Linked DNA regions of Homo sapiens: region 2 is linked to region 1. The links are chromatin loops, found by intact Hi-C in ENCODE. Cell type or tissue: MCF 10A. All regions are shown on one strand. Links, peaks and the distances in the headings refer to the core of each region. The heading gives the core; the rest is flanking DNA. Region 1 holds the start of LRIG3 (leucine rich repeats and immunoglobulin like domains 3). Region 2 has its middle 260 kb from the start of LINC02403.

Region 1 (5,382 bases), core at 114-5,113:
ATATAAACAAGTCTGTAACTACTGTGGATCAGCACCTGACAGGTAGGAGCAAATATGCAAAGGCTGTTCTAAGGAGAGGCTGGTAGTTTCTAGATTTCAGCTGGTCATAGGCATCAGTCAGGTTGTACAGAGAGAACAGAGTGACTGCTAATCCAGTAACTGATAAATGGAAGCCAGCCAGATAAGATCGTTTTTTATTGTATTCCCAATTTACAGACTGAGAAACTGGGGTACTGAAAACTTAGGTAATTTAACTTCACAATAGCTGGTAAAACCCTTAAAGGCGATAAGGAATACATGGTTATCGGAAAATTCTGTAGTATTACCTGGGGGTTAGAGTGAAAATGGTCTATTACATTCCAGTCAATACTGATGTGCTGGAAGTATACTGGAGGTATAGATAGTTAAACCTGACTCAGGGAAGTGTTTGCCAAAGAAGGAATGCCATCAACCAGGCAGAAGAAGGAGCAGAGAATGATTTGGACAGAAGAACCATTTGCAAGAGGGCTGAAGGCAAGAGTACAGCTGGGAAGAGAATTGCAAGTAGCTCCTAGAGTAGGAGAAAAATGATGAAAGACAATGAATTAAAGAGATAAATAGAGGCTCAATGCCAAAACAAACAAACAAAACTGTATAAGTCACTCTAAAGAATTTGAACCTTATTCTCAAGACACTAGGAACCCAAGAAAAGAACTGGTCAGTTGAGTCACAGGCTCAGATTTGACCTTCAGAGATATCACTTAACTGCCCTGAGGAGAAAGCAGTGGAATGCCTGATAGGTGGCAAGAGCTGCTGGTGGTCTGGATTTGCATAATTTCTACAGAGAGAAGATACATTTAGGAGCTAGCTTTAACATGACTTGCTAATTGATTGACTCTGGTGGTGGTGGTGGTGGTGGTGAGAATGAAGTAATGTTAAGGTGACTTTCAGGTTTCTGGGGCATTCATCTGGATGGAGGGAAGTATCCACTCTTTAAGACAGTGAATTCAGGAGGAAACAAGTCAGTTTCAAGGGTGGTGAAATTTAATTCTAGACATGTTACATTTGAACATCCAATTTTTAATGACCTGTGGGTAATTGCACATATGGATTTCGAGTTTAGGAAAAAGACCTGGGCTGAAATATGGATGTTGTATATGTCAGCATGTAAATGTAAATGGAATTCATGGAAGAAGATGAAATTATACAAGGAGAATAAAGAATGAGAAAAGGAAATGAGCCAAAACTCCCCAAAATGGTAGCACATTTATATCCCTGTCATATGTCTCATGTCTCAAGAGCAAGCCTCCATACTGATGTTACCTTGCTTATGCATAATGGCATGTGTACAATGGAATCTTTCTTCTTTTTAAAAACTTCAATGAATTATACCTAATTTTCCTTGTATGAAATAGATGGGGGGCCGGGTGTGGTGGCTCACGCCTGTAATCCCAACACTTTGGGAGGCCAAAGCGGGCGGATAGCCTGAGGTCAGGAGTTAGAAACCAGCTTGGCCAACATGGTGAAACCCTGTCTCCACTAAAAATACAAAAAAATTAGCCGGGTGTGGTGGTGGGCACCTGTAATCCCAGCTACTTGGGAGGCTGAAGCAGGATAATTGCTTGAACCCAGGGGGTAGAGGTTGCAGCGAGCCGACATCGCATCACTGCACCCCACTCCAGCCTGGGTGACAGACTGGAGTGTCTCCATCTCAAAAATAAAAAAATAAAAAAAATAAATAAAAATAGATGGGGGATACTGAGCTGGAAAATCCTTACTATGACTGTAGTGTGTTTTGTCTACTCCCAAGCAGACAAAATCATAAATTCAAAACCAAGGTGCCATCATTATAGATATTTTCTAATTATAATTATACATCATCCAAAAAGGTAGTAGCGTTGTTGTTAATGGTAGCTGGAAATAAGAAAATGGGATACCATATCTAAAATAGGGTGTGTTAACTTCAAAGTGAGTCTTTTCCTTCCCCCGTAAGTGGGAGTGATTTGCTACAGTGAAAAATCAATGGGCCTTAGAGTCAGGGTTAAAGTCTCAACTCCACAAGCTATCTCCACTCCTCAATCATGAGCAGTTTACGCAACTCCAAGGACAGACAAGCTTGGGCAGACAGCATGCAATAAACAATGTATAGAAGTGAAAACTTACTTTAAGCTTCCAGGGTTTGTTTTTTGGTTTGTTCATGTTTTCTGTCTTGCTTTTATTTTTATTTTTTTTGCAACAAACACATTAGTTACGTTCTCTAGGTCTATTTCCTTACCCAGAGGAGGAAGGCCCCTTAGCACATGATCTCTGCGGTCTCCATTAGTTTCAACATCTTGTGGCGCTGATCACCTGTAAGTTAAGGAACAAACTTCACTGGGAAGTCCTGTAGCCTGAATCCAGCCCCAAACATCCACTCCCCCAGCTGAGGAGGCCGGGAGGTACTTTTACCCTGGTAGCATTCTCAATCAACATGTGTCATTACTCAAAGCGCAAGTGGACCAAGGTGCATATACTAATTTTTTCCTCCAAGGTCTTAGTTTTCATTTTACTTTGAAATGTCACTGTGACTACTTTTATTATTACTATTACCAGGAATCTATGATTGCCATCGAGGTCTATTAGAAGGTCATCTCCCATCCCCCACCCCGCCCAGCTTTATCCAGTGCACGAAGGCTGGCTATTTGTAATTCAATATACACTTTCCAAAACCACGAGTTTTACGTTTTATTATTGTTTTTACTTTTGAAGCCGATGTATGGGGGAACACCCACCAGCATTAACGTTGAAAGAGCTGTTTTCATTGAAACCACTCTTTCATCTGTGGATGGTAGGATAATTTATCAGTGTCTTTAATTTGGAATTGAAAAGTTTCCTGAAAACACTGCTAATTAAACTTTACTTCCCTGAAGTTCTCCTAAATACCTCCAACTCCGAGAACTAGCCCAGTATTTGCTCACTTCCTTTTGCCTTTCAACTCCATTTGATATATGTTTCCCACGACGTAGTGGAGACTTCTGGCTGGAGAGGCTGGAAAATATAACTCTGAATTTCCTACAATCTCAGCTCCACTTTCTCCCGCGCGTAGGCCCCCGGCTGGAGCGGTGTTATTGTCACGTGGCCACGGGGACGCCCGCAGCCGAGTCGGCCAATGGGCGCGCGTCGGCCTCTACCCGCCCGCCTTGCTACTCCGCCGCGCGGGGACTTGGCGCAGTGCCGCGGGGTGGAGGCGAAAAAGTTTCTTTTGCAGACAAGAAGGGGCTTCGGCGAGCCGACGCTGCTCAAGCTGCAACTCTGTTGCAGTTGGCAGTTCTTTTCGGTTTCCCTCCTGCTGTTTGGGGGCATGAAAGGGCTTCGCCGCCGGGAGTAAAAGAAGGAATTGACCGGGCAGCGCGAGGGAGGAGCGCGCACGCGACCGCGAGGGCGGGCGTGCACCCTCGGCTGGAAGTTTGTGCCGGGCCCCGAGCGCGCGCCGGCTGGGAGCTTCGGGTAGAGACCTAGGCCGCTGGACCGCGATGAGCGCGCCGAGCCTCCGTGCGCGCGCCGCGGGGTTGGGGCTGCTGCTGTGCGCGGTGCTGGGGCGCGCTGGCCGGTCAGACAGCGGCGGTCGCGGGGAACTCGGGCAGCCCTCTGGGGTAGCCGCCGAGCGCCCATGCCCCACTACCTGCCGCTGCCTCGGGGACCTGCTGGACTGCAGTCGTAAGCGGCTAGCGCGTCTTCCCGAGCCACTCCCGTCCTGGGTCGCTCGGCTGTAAGTATTCTTCCCGCGGGGGGAGGGGGCCCGGGCCGCTGGAGATTCGAGAAAACAGGAGCCGGCGGGGAATGGGGTTCGGCGTGCAGTCCCCTTTTTGCCGTATAGCTCCTTCTGGCCCAGGCCGCGATCGGCGCTCCGTGGGCGTGGAAAAAGAACTGTCCGGGCCTCAGTTTCCCTCCCACGTGCTTTGCGGGCGGCGCAGGTGGGCTCTTGGCGCGTCCTAACTGGCTGCAGGTAGACCAGGGTTGGGGGCCAGTAACGACGCCAGAGATTGGGGATGAAGTCCTGCGCCCTAAGCTAGCCAAGGGGTTCAAATGCTTGCTCCTGCCAGGCCCAGGGGAGATAAGCGGCAACCTGCACACATCAGGAGTTTGCAGTTCTCGCTGAGTTATGAGTCTGGTTCAGTTTTAGTTTCTAGCTGCGTCAGACTCCTTTTCCTGTTCCCACCCAGTAACTGAAGTCAGGCTTTTCATTTGGGAAGCCCCCTCAACAGAATTCGGTCATTCTCCAAGTTATGGTGGACGTACTTCTGTTGTTCTCCCTCTGCTTGCTTTTTCACATTAGCAGACCGTAAGTTCCCACTCCTCAACCAGATTGTAAAGACTGGTCGGTAGCTATGGAAAGGGCGGAACTCGATTATCCAGAATCAAGGGCGTGATTTCTGTAGCTCCTCAGAACGCCCAGACGGTTTAGGGGAGAGCGCAGGGAGCTCTTATGCAAGTTTTTGGATTTTTAGCTGCGAAGTCTGAAAACCTGAAATCACTGCCAACTGCGTGAAGAACAAGGAAGAAAATGTAATTTAGTTGGAAATGCTGATCTTTTCCAAATGTCATCTCTTTTCTTCCTCAGTCCCAGTTTTAAAATTGGAGTGCTGTAAAAAGTAAACAATCAAAATTTGTATTTTTTAAAGTAGTTGTTCTGTTTAAAATAAAAGTGCACTTCATACGTAATCTTATATTTTGACTTAGCAGAATTGCAATGAAAATTTTAAGTTTTTAAAACAATTCTAGTGAACTATTCCAATGCCCTAATGTGGTAGGAGGTTTGGTCAGGTGTTTAAGAATTTATATTTTAAAATTATTGTGCTAATCTAAATAACTTTTGTGAATGTAGAATTGTTGGCCATCAGAAAGTATATTCCTTGTGTTTTTAATAAGCCTTAGTTTAATAAAGTAGAATTAGTATTGGATTGATATTTAATTTCTTGGGACGTTTTATTTAGTAGTTTTTATTGCAATTGGAAGAGGAGATAAGGTCTTTAACCGAAAGCAGGGAGACTTTCAATTAGTTGTGGCTAATTCTGTTAAATTGCCTCTTGTGGAGGTCATGCTGCCTTATTCATGAGTGAATGGCTCTATTGACAACATATGGAACTGAACATGTAAATGACTGGAGGTGAACACTTAGGAATAATAGAGGGATGAGAAAGAGAAAATGAATACAGTGCTTCCTGGAGTGTATTTAGATATGCTTAGATTATTCACGGCATCTAACTTGTATTCGATAGTTTTTCAATGTCAAGTTGTCTATTGTGATCATGCTAGTGTGCAGTACTTTTTTTCTTTTTTCCTGGATTTAGATGTTTAGAAAAAAAATCTGTGTTGCCCTTGATCAGAAGTTGAGTTGAACCAAAAGGGGTTCGATACCTATTT
Region 2 (5,382 bases), core at 216-5,215, 580 kb after region 1:
TATGTACTATGGTTAATTTTATGCAGTTGTGATTTAATGCTGCATCTTTACGTTTGTTTACATTTCTCTGGACTTGGAATGGTGCCTTGTACAGTCTGTAAGTTTGTATGCATAAGTTTTGATAAATTTCAACTTTTTATAATAGACTAAATTGTATGTACTTTATGGTAGCAAATGATAAAATATTCTCGTATCCACATATATTCTATGCATTCATCACATACTTAAGTTTTTCTTAATTTTTTTTCAATATTTCTAGGCTATACAGCTCATCTGCAAGGTTTTTCAAATCATTGCAAATCTCCAAAAACTTTCCAATATATTTATTGAAAAATATCCATGTATAAATGGACTCAAGACAGTTCAAATCCCTTTTGTTCAAGGTTCAACTGAACTACTATTAATCCCTACCACATGTTGAGTATTTATCATGTGTCAGACACGGTACTATTCATTTTATACACATTATCCTATTTACCATTGTTTGTATCTTCATTTTAATAAAAAAGATCCCAAAATTAATTTAATGAGGTTATAAAGCTTGAAAGTCATATGGCTAGTAAGTTGTAGAAGTAAGGCTCAAAAGCAGGTTTTTCTGACTCCAAAACCACCCTGACATACTTCCTTCCCTGCCAAAAATATGCATTTCCAAGTATATTATTTACAAGTTTGAGAAATACTGGACTAGGTAATAGAAACCACAACGGCAGAGAGCCCCAAGGAAATAATATTTCTAAATAGCCTTGGAGGACTCTGGATTAAAGACAGAAAGGTGAAAACACCCTTTGAAGGAAAAAAAGAAAGTGCTTTTCAAAAAAAAAGTCATAGCCAGCCAGTTATCTTTTGTTAATTGTATCAAGACAATTATTAATTATTCCACTTTAGAGATACCCAGTTGTAAAAGTTGCCTCCAAAAGCAAGAACAGAGATTGGGTTTGCAGGAAATGAAAAAGAAAGGCTTCAAACTGCAGCAGGATGCCCCATTGCAGTCAGCCTCATCTGCTGCTTACAGCCTGGGCCTCAGCATGTTCAGCAAACTTAGGGAACTGGAGCTGTGCATTCTAGTCAGAAGACGGGAGCAAAAGTTGTGCAGATTTTTCAAAGCATATTGTAGATTGCTGGAGTGGTCGGTGGGTTTCCAAAATGCCACTCATATCCAAATCTCTCTAGTACTGCTAAATTTAGGGTCCATAATAAATAATGGATAATCAACTTTGAAATTTATTGAGACACAATTTGAATTGGGGGAAATTACTGTGAATTTAGCAAGAATGCCCTAGGAATAAGAACACAACAGGAACCAAATAGCCCAGACTATGAAAAATAAATATGGTCTTGTGAGGTGATTGGGACCCCATTTTTCAAGGCTGCAAATAGCAAAAAGAGAATGAGAAGGAAAAATAAGGGTTTTCCAAACATTATAAAATGTAGAGCTTCTTGGTTTATAGTGAAATGGACTTGACTCCGGTAGGAAAACCAAGGACCTTGGTTATCATGTTGCTTAGACATTTTGGATGATGTTACACTCAGCATGCATCCTACTAATATTTGGAGCTATATTTCCTTTTTCTAATTCTTAATATTTAATCATTTTTCAAACAGAAAAACATAGCCTGTATTCCTACTGAATTTACCAGGGAGAAATTCTTTTAAAGACACAGTAGTTTATTGGTAGAATTTGTTGGATATCCTGCATTCACCTTCAAAATGGTGCTTATATGTGCACATCTCATGTGTCATTAATCGATTTTAATACTCCATGACTAACAAGTTCTTCTAGAAACCATGTTTCTGTACTGCTGGGAAACAATCTTCGAAAAAATAAAGCTGAACCAGAAATAGAAAGGGTTAGTCTTCTATTTTTTCACACATAGAAAGCATGGGTGCAATTCTGTTTTAATAGCAGAATAAATGGTATAGTGATAATGTTTCACGCTAATAAATTAAATTGGGGTCGCCAATGTAAAATAGAAATGTTTCTGATAGTTATGGCCTGGAAAACGAAATCTGAAAAGAAGTACAATTGCTCCGGAAAATGTTTCTTTGTATTTAAAAAAGGAGACTATCATTTTAACATTTCTCTTAACTTTGCTAAAAATAATAACCGTGACAGAATCCTTTTAGCCCTGCTAACAGGGATGCCAAACGGAAAAAAATAACTAAAGAACCACAGTGACCTCTAGTGGAAAGAAGCAGAATAGGTCTTCATTCACAGCAAGTAGTTAACCATGCAGAGAATGATTTTGCCCATAAAAACATTCTTTCTACAAATAAAATGGAAAGAAAATAATAGTTATTCTAGCCCCAAAAAAGAATTCATATTTATGCTTGGACCTGATTTTTTAGTTGCTAGCAGTTTCAGAGTTGTTTTAAACTATAGAATATGTGGTTGTAATCATGCTATATGCATACTTTTACATGCTCCAATTTAATTTTAACATGACAACACAAGTATTACCCTATGGTATTAAAAAAAAATCTTCCCAAGCACCTTTTTTGATGAGCCACAGTTTACTTAATCTTTCTTTTTTCTAAAAAAAACTTTAAAAGAAACAAACATTTTGCAAAGGAATCCAAATAGAATTAACAAAGCATTGCATAGTAAGGAAGGTTCTAGGGCAACTTACTAAACTCATTGAGATGATTTGTAATCCAAATATCGATTATTAAATGAGCATCTACTACATTCGATTTGCTGATATTAAAAGGACACCATGAAGGACCCAACAAAAAAGGTGATGCTGACAAAAGAAGTGATGCTGGAGGGATATGATCGAGATGATTGAAAGGCACATGCATATGAACAACACGAGGCAGTGCACTGCAATGGGTACCAAATGCCATGACTGACTAAGGAGATGAGAAAGGGGAAAGCATCCCAGCCCTCCAGAAAAGCAACTAGTGAAGCCGTCAAAGGATTGGAGAGTTGAAGAGGAGAAGGAAGATATATACAAGATAGAAGGAATAATAAGCAAAATTACAGAAGCAGGAATTCACAGGGTTTTCTCTAAAGGATGGAGAGTAGATTGTTCCAGCAGAGGACTTGGGAGAGCACACTTCTTGTAACACGAAGGGGGTGAAAAGAACAGGTGCAGAGCATCATCCCCCTCCCAGTCATGGTGCCAGGAGGTTCATGTGCTTTGTTTCAGTTACTCAGCCCAGCCTTGCAATTGCAGTAATGTCACTGATGCCATTTTAAGATGAGAAACCTGAGAGGCTCAAAGGAGGTAAATATTGGCCAGTAAGTGGAAAAGACAAGATTTGAACCTGATCAGTTGTCCTGCGTGGACTGCATTTTCTTAAGTGAGAAAATCTTATCCCTTACCATCATGTTTAATCTATTCCCTTACTTAGAAAAAGAAAACCCTTTTATTAAAGAGAGTGCGATACTGCACTTCAATCAAGACTCTGTCTTAACGATCACAAATATAGGATATTGGCCTCTGAATTAATTACAATCGCAATTAATGGCTTTAAATTCTTTCAGACTCCTCAACCCACAATTTCCTCATGTATGTGAAACTCATGTAGCTGGAAACTATGATACCAAGAATAAAGCTTCTGAACTAGCCTTGATAAAATTGCAGTGAGCCTGGGTGATGGGATCAATCACACCCCAAACCTCAGCATCATGCAATACGCCATGTAACAAATCTGCACCTGCACCCCCTGAATCTGAAATACAAGTTGAAAGTATAAAAAATGAAATAAAATAAAATTGCAGTGAGGTTGACTCCTCTCTTTCCCTTTCAATGCAGAGGAATGAAAGAGGTGGAGTCAGAACAAGAGCAGCAACGAGGCCCCTTGGAGTGGCCTTGGTTTTGTCCGGACTGCTCTCAGGCAGTCCCATGTGCCCACAGTGTTCCTATACAGAGCACACTCACATTTACAGCACCCCTACAAATTGCCTTATGCCCTTCGCATATGTTTATGTGATGCTCATATCCAGCCACCCAGAGTCACAGAGCACAGGAAAGCTGTGCCCACGCAGTTCAGGTGCCGAGTCCTCATATTCAAGTACAGTCCAACAACCACAACGTGGGTTCAGACTCACTCAAGTTCTTTACTTGCATTTCTCAAATATTCTGAAGGAAGTATGTAGGTCACAGCAATACTCTTTTAAAATTCCTTCTTCATCTCTCCTCTTCTTCCCTCACCAACCACAACTACTTTGGCACCTCTACTATTTCAACACGTCCCCCCCCAAAAACTTCCAAATTAAAAACTCCTGCTCTAAAAGATACTGTTAAGAAAACAAAAATACAAGCAATAGGCTAGGAGAAACATGCCTGCTGGGAGATATATTTGCAAAACACAAATCTAATAAAGGGCTTGTATTTAAAATATACAGATAACTCTTTAAAATTCAACAATAAGAAGACAAACAACCCCATTAAAGAGTGGGCAGGATCTGAACAGACGTCTCACAAAAGAAGATATATGGATGGCAAATAAGCACATTTCACATCAGGGAAATGTGAATTAAAACAACAATGAGATACCACTACATACCTATAGGAATGACTAAGACCCAAAACATCGACAACACCAAATGCTGGTGAGGATGTGAGGAAGTGGAGCACTGGGAACCTTCATCCATTGCCAGTGAGAATGCAAAATGGTACAGCTACTTTGGGAGACAATTTGTCAGTTTTGTACAAAACTAAATATATTCTTAACATACTATCCAGCATTGTATTTCTTGGTACTTACCCAAATAAGCTGAAAATTTGCATCCACAAAAAACTGCATACCGATCTCAATAGCAGTTTATTCATAATTGCCAAAATCAGAAGCAAACAAGTTGACCTTCAGTAGGTAAATGGATAAACAAAATGTGGTACATTCATAAAACTGAATATTATTCAGTCATAAAAAGAAAGGAGTTATCAAGCCACAAAAAGACACAGATGAAACCCAAATTCATATTGCTAAGTAAAAGAAACCAGTCTGAAACTGTATGATTCCAGCTATCTGGCATTCTGGAACAAGCAAAGCTATAGAGGTAGTAAAAGAATCAGTGATTCGCGGTTGCCAGGGGTTGGTAGGTGAGGGGTGGAAGAACAAATTGTATAGAGAGAGTACAAAGGATTTTTAGGACAATTAAACTATTCTATGTGATACTAAAGTGGTAAAAACATATCATTAGGCATCTGGCAAAAGCCATAGAATTTTGTAACATAAACAGTGAACTCTAATGTAAACTATGGATTTTAGTTTAATAATAATCTATCAATATTGGCTCATCAATTGTAGCAAATGTAGCACACCAATGCAATACGTTAACAAGAGGGAAATTGCAGGGAGGGGACACAGTATGTAGGAACTCCCTGTTCTTTCTATCTTTTTTCTGTAAACCTATAATCGCTCTACAAAGTCTAT

Evidence for each region. Hi-C counts contacts between places; a loop is a spot of excess contacts. Peaks named below come from ENCODE experiments on the same cell type or tissue, not always from the same donor. Only the 100,000 strongest peaks of a DNase experiment are listed, where the experiment ranks them.
Region 2: a loop joins it to region 1, with 6 times the contacts of the local background. A loop is called at or near these places in 9 of 110 quality-filtered maps.

The regions. Positions count from the first base shown.
Region 1 is chr12:58,918,345-58,923,726 of GRCh38, reverse strand. It overlaps LRIG3 (leucine rich repeats and immunoglobulin like domains 3), which reads left to right and starts at 3,223. Exons shown (of 19, transcript NM_153377.5): 1 at 3,223-3,727. The coding sequence starts at 3,492. It overlaps LRIG3-DT (LRIG3 divergent transcript), which reads right to left and starts at 3,023. Exons shown (of 6, transcript NR_183518.1): 1 at 2,937-3,023; 2 at 2,255-2,328. RefSeq lists silencers at 2,339-2,448, 3,067-3,176, 3,597-3,676 and an enhancer at 4,057-4,326. In MCF 10A, for the core only: no CTCF peak of the experiment used is centred there; DNase peaks (open chromatin) are centred at 3,146, 3,426, 4,236 and 4,366.
Region 2 is chr12:58,343,032-58,348,413 of GRCh38, reverse strand. No RefSeq gene overlaps it. Among named protein-coding and RNA genes, the nearest start is that of LINC02403, 260 kb to the right of the region's middle. In MCF 10A, for the core only: a CTCF peak has its summit at 2,183 (motif pointing left); no DNase peak of the experiment used is centred there.